Regions from separate parts of the Homo sapiens genome. Here region 2 is linked to region 1. The links are chromatin contacts, found by Hi-C or POLR2A ChIA-PET in ENCODE. All regions are on one chromosome and are shown on one strand. The core of a region is the stretch at or near the end of the contact, and the rest is flanking DNA. Distances in the headings are between cores, read along the strand shown. Region 1 overlaps MCTP1 (multiple C2 and transmembrane domain containing 1). Region 2 overlaps MCTP1 (multiple C2 and transmembrane domain containing 1).

What was found. A loop is a pair of places that touch in the nucleus more often than their neighbours do. ChIA-PET counts read pairs that join two places held with the same protein, here RNA polymerase II (POLR2A). Pooled maps may share reads with other maps.
Region 2: a map with no recorded cell type shows a loop between it and region 1 (2.9-fold over the local background). The contact joins two enhancer-like sites. A Hi-C loop is called at or near these places in 1 of 168 maps with a recorded cell type or tissue (endothelial cell of umbilical vein), 3 of 37 single-sample maps with no recorded cell type and 2 of 50 pooled maps. POLR2A ChIA-PET finds 5 or more read pairs at or near these places in 2 of 52 experiments (H1 and WTC11).

The regions. Positions count from the first base shown.
Region 1 is chr5:95,022,146-95,024,967 of GRCh38, forward strand. The region is part of intron 1 of MCTP1 (multiple C2 and transmembrane domain containing 1); the gene reads right to left. Among named protein-coding and RNA genes, the nearest start is that of MCTP1-AS1, 45 kb to the left of the region's middle. Within about 2 kb of position 1,351, at least 2 of the 41 ENCODE cell types and tissues checked have a DNase peak (open chromatin) inside an H3K27ac peak, as active enhancers do.
Region 2 is chr5:95,176,926-95,179,926 of GRCh38, forward strand. The region is part of intron 1 of MCTP1 (multiple C2 and transmembrane domain containing 1); the gene reads right to left. The region is part of intron 4 of LOC105379085 (a long non-coding RNA gene); the gene reads left to right. Among named protein-coding and RNA genes, the nearest start is that of MCTP1, 110 kb to the right of the region's middle. Within about 2 kb of position 1,291, at least 2 of the 41 ENCODE cell types and tissues checked have a DNase peak (open chromatin) inside an H3K27ac peak, as active enhancers do.

The DNA.
Region 1 (2,822 bases), core at 101-2,600:
CGTACTTCTTAGGAAGGCACTCATAGCTCCCATGATATATTAGGTTGGTGCAAAAGCAATTGTGGTTTCTACCATTACTTTCAATGCAATTACTTTTGCACCAACCTAACTGAAGCCTATCATTATAAACTGAGCCTTCACTTCTCTTCCACAAATTCTGGATCATTTTTCCTTAACAGAATAGAACTTACACTTTAAAAACTTGTATCTTCGTCCTTCACTCTTGACCAGGGCTGCCTTCCCTTCTTGTTTCCCGTGTCTTTCTACCCAGTCTTCAAGGACCATTTCACTAGCACTTTATATCTTTATTTTCCATTACCACATTCTATCTCAAATGTCATATTTGTCATTTTAAATTATGAACCTTTAAAATCATGGAATAGAGTATTTAAGCTTCAAATTGAAAATGAATTATGCTAGAGGCTACAAGGATAGAAAGATATCTTTACGAGCACCTGATCCAGCTGAGTAGAAACATCAATGGGAATCTAAATAAAGTTGGCGAATCCATGGGCAGTTTGTTCTCTCTCTTCTCCTACACTCATGTAATGCATCCAATCTGCTTTGGCACCCTGTTTGAGGAACCCAGGTATACCCTTAGAATCCTTCTCAATACAGTGCTCTAGGCAGCCATTACCAACTGATAAAAATTAGCACTTAAAATGAAACCCTGTCCATTCAGGAGCTATAATAAAAGACTGACTGTAATATACTGAAGGTATGAAGTCATTGGGAGAGAAGGACAGTGGATCAATTATGATGGGAGAAGACTCTCAGGAGGCCTCATAAAGATAACCATGGAGCAGGGTCTGAAAATATGTGCAGGACTTTGACAAGTGAAGATTTGGAAGGAGGGAGCATCAGAAAAAATCAACATGAGCCCGATGGTAAGCAATCATCAAAAAGCGCATCACTAGATTGTATGAGAAATAAGGTGGAAAGGAAGACTGATATACAGTGAGGCCCAGCTAAGGAGGTTTCACTCTGTGGGCAACATGAAACCATCACAGGCTTTTGAAGACAGAAACAATAGAACCAGGCTCCAGTGAACACACACTTACTGCCTTACATGTTTTATGCTCTGGGCCAAATGCTTAGATTTCAGCAATGAGCAAAACCCTGGCCTTTTCCCTCTGTAAGAGGGATGAGAGTAGAGAAATCCCATGGTTCTAGAAATTATTTAAAAGGATTTACAACTGTTCAGTTTAAGTCACAAGAGCTTGATCTGACCAGTGGTAACAAAAACAAAAGATGGATTTGAGAGTTTGAAGAGATTCTATCAACTGAATTTGCCAACTGACAAGATGTGGGAAACAGTGGGTGAGTCACACAGAAGTTTGAGCTGCGCTCCTGGGAGGATGGTGACACCCACGGTAGACAGCAGAAATGAGAGGAGAAGCAACTCCAGGCCACCACTCTGTCAGCTCCAGGGATCGCCCAACTCCATAAAAGAACATCAAGAACTTTAGTGGATCTAGAGAGACATCTCCTTTCAGGCCCACTATAGTGGTTCCAAGAAGAAAATCAGCAGGCTGATTATGGAGGGATGCTAGAAATAAATGTGTATTTCTTTATTGTAAAGTATCTTTAAAAAAGTGTTCATGAAGCTTCCAAACATAAAGATATCTTAGGAAATATGTATCTGAAGTGCTAGGCTCACATATATTAAAAGCTCTAAAACAAACTTGGTTCACCTCTGAAATTTTAAATATCCTGAATGATATATCTAAGTTGTCTGCTCTTGTGGTCTGCTTTTTGTAACCAAGAAAATGGCACTTTCACAGAATTTAGCAGTTATAAGAAGTTAATGATCTGTGCAGTTATTTTTAGTGCCTTCGTCTATTTTGGACACTAGTTCCTTGTTGGATGTATGACTTGCAAATATTTTGTCCTAATCTACGGATGGTCTTTTCCCTGTTAATTGTTTTCTTTGTTGTGCAGAAGCTTTTCAATTTGATGCAATCCCATTTGTCTATTTTTGCTTTTGTTGCCTCTGCTTTTGGGGTCTTATCAAAGAAATCACTTCCAAGACCAATGTCACAGAGCTTTCCTTGATTTTTTTCTTCTGGTAGTTTTACAATTTCAGGTCTTATGCTTAAGTCTTTAATCCATTTTGAGTTGATTTTTGTATAAAGAGTGAGATAAGAGTCTAAAAACGATATGGCATATCAATAAATGTGGCTCACCATATTCAAAGAATCAAGGCCAAAAACCACCTTATAATCTCAATGGATATATGAAAAGCATTTGACAAAATTCAACATTCTTTTGTGATAAAAGCTCTCAACAAATTAGTTATATAAGGACTGTTTCTCAACACAGTAAACACCATATATGACAAGTCCATAGCTAACATCATGCTCAACACTGAAAATTTGAAGGCTTTTCCTCTAAGATCAGAAACAAGACAAGGATACCCACTTTCAACACCCCTATTCAACGTAGTACTAGAAGTCCTAGCCAAGGCAATTAGGCAAGAGAAAGAAATGAAAGGCATTCAAATACACACACACACACACACACACACACACACCCCTAAATGCCATCCCAAACTGTTAGAATTGATAATGGAATTCATTAAAGTTGCAGGAGACAAAATCAACTTACAAAAACCAGTGGTATTTCCATATGCCAACAACAAACTATCTGAAAAAGAAATTAAGAAAACAATCCTATTTACAATATCATAAAAAATACTTAGGAGTAGGTTAATCAAGAAGGTGAAAGATCTGTGTATTAAAAACTATAGAACATTGATGGGAGATATTGAAGATGACACACAAGAAAGGAAGGATTGTACATATTCATGGATTAGGAGAATT
Region 2 (3,001 bases), core at 41-2,540, 150 kb after region 1:
GCAATCTCCGCTCACTACAAGCTCAGCCTCCTGGGTTCACGCCATTCTCCTGCCTCAGCCTCCCGAGTAGCTGGGACTACAGGCGCCCGCCACCATGCCCAGCTAATTTGAGAGAGAGAGAGAGACATGAAATACACATACATAATATATACACATAATATATATTAGGGTTATCCGGAGAAACAGAATTAGGGTGTGTATACATAGAAATATATATTTATTTTTATATCTATATTTATATATTTATATTTACATGTACCCACATACACACAGAGAGAAAGAGATTTATTTTAAGGAATTGGCTCCTGTGATTGTGGAGATTTAATGAGTCCAAAATCTGATGAGTTGGGCCCTAGGCAGAGCTGTAGGGAAGACTCCAAAGGCAATGTGCTTTTACAAAACTCAGATAAATTGTATGATCTCCGGTTTAATACTCTGTCTGAAAGTCCATCTAAGATTTAGAAGTTGAAATAATTCTATGATCCATTGGCTGGATTAATGAAGTTATGTTTAATGGTAGAAAGCAAATATTCACATTTTCATTTAAGTCCCCAAGAGAATCACGGTTATCTGGAGCATTAAAAAAACATTAAGCATTAAGAGTAGTATCTTAAAAGCTCTATTATCCAGTTATATCACTGAGCGACAAGAAACATAGCTATATGCTTTGCCATCTGTGCATGAGCTGAATAACAGACATGCAGTGAAAGGAGTAACGTGATTGGTCACTGATCAAGTTGCACATTCGTTATTTGCATAGTGATTTGTGGACTGAAGAGGTAGCAGTTGTGCTTTATTGCAATTACCACAGTTAATGTACACTGACTGGTAACCAAAATTGGAATTTTGCTTGTGTCTATTTAAAACCCAAGCTGGTTGAGATCATATAAGGAATTACTAGACAGAAAACAGGAGGAAGTTAAGTACTATACCAGGTGGGATCCCAAATTGTAGAGGTAAAATAGGAAAAATTTAGTAAAAGAGATTACGATAAAGCAGTCAGTGAGGTGGTGGGAAAGCAAAAAAATGTAGTGCCTACAAATCAAATTTCTGTAGTGTTTTGAGAATGGGGAAACTCTTGACTTTGGTCAGCATGCTCCTAAGTGGACTGCAGGCTATGTGGGAACTGGGTGAGGCCTGTGACTGCCGTCTTTCCCCCACTTCCCTGGTGACCTGTGTGACTCAGCAAAGGCAGCCATAATCCCCCTGTGAACATACCTCCATTGGGCTGAGAACCACACTCCCATCCCCCACAGCAGCTGCAGCAAGGCCCACCCAAGGAGACTCTGAGATCAGACAGGCCTATCCTTGTCCCCACCTAGTGGTCTTTCTCTGCCTGCCCTGGCAGCTGAAGACAAAGAACATAATCTCTTGGGAGCTCTATAACCCCACCCACTGCCTGATCCTGCTTATACAGCTGCAGCTGATACGCTCTGGAAAATGAGACAGAGTCTTGCTCTGTCGCCCAGGCTAGAGTGCAGTGGTGCACTCTTGTGTTCCTGGCTGAAGGCCAACCAACACAAAACCAGCACACTAAAGAAAAATACAAGCAAGGACCCACACAGAGTCTATTTCACTTTGCAGACATTCCTTAGTACCAGCTCAGAGCCTGGTAGGCTCTGCTGGGTGACTAGACCCAGAAGAGCAAAAGCAATCACTGCAGTTCGCCTCTCAGGAAGCCCCATCCCTAGGGGAAGGGGGAGAACACCACATCAAAGGAGCACCCCATGGAGCAAAAGAATCTGAACAGCAGCACTTGAGTTCCAGATCTTCCCTCTGACATAGCCTATCCAAATGAGAAGGAACCAGAAAAATAATTCTGGTATTACGATAAAACAAGTTTCTTTAACATCCCCAAAAGACCACACCAGCTCACCAGTAATGGATCCAAACCAAGACAAAATTTCTGAATTGCCAGAAAAAGAATTCAGAAGGCCCATTATTAAGCTAATCAAGGAGGCACTAGAGAAACGTGAACTCCAACTTAAAGAAATCAAAAACATGATACACGATATGAGAGGAAAAATCTTCAGTGAAATAGATAGCATAAATAAAAAACAATCACGACTTCTGGAAATCAAGGATACACTTAGAGAAATGCAAAATGCATTGGAAAGTCTCAGTAATAGAATAAAATGATCAGAAGAAAGAACTTCAGAGCTCAAAGACAAAGCTTTTGAATTAACCCAATCTGACAAAGACAAAGACAAAAAATATTTAAAAATGAACAAAGCCTCCAAGAAGTTTGGGACTATGTTAGGCATCCAAACCTAAGAATAACTGGTGGTGTTCCTGAGGAAGAAGAGAAATCTAAAAGTCTGGAAAACACATTTCAGGGAATAATCAAGGAAATCTCCTCTGGCCTTGCAAGAGATCTAGATATCCAAATACGAGTAGCTCAAAGAACATCCAGGAAATTCATTACAAAAAGATCATCATCTAGGCACATAGTCATCAGGTTATCTAAAGTCAAGATGAAGGAAAGAATCTTAAAAGCTGTGAAGCAAAAGCATCAGGTAACCTATAAAGGAAAACCTATCAGACTAACAGATTTCTTAGCAGAAACCATACAAGCTAGAGTAATTGGGGTCCTATTTTAGCCTCCTTAAACAAAACAATTATCAACCAAGAATTTTTTATCCAGAGAAACTAGGCTTCATAAATGAAGGAAAGATACAGTCTTTTCCAGACATAACAAATGCTGAGAGAATTCACCACTACCAATCTGGCACTACAAGAACTGCTAAAAGGCGCTCTAAATCTTGAAACAAATCCTCAAAACACACCAAAATAGAACCTCCTTAAAGCATAAATCTCACAGGACTTATGTAACAATAACACAATGAAAAAATAAACAAGGTATTCAGGCAACAAATAGCACAATAAACAGAATAGTAGCTCACATCTCAATACAAATACAGAATGGCAAATGGATAAGAATTCACCAACCAAGTTTCTACTGTCTTCAGGAGACTCACCTAACACATAGGAACTCACATAA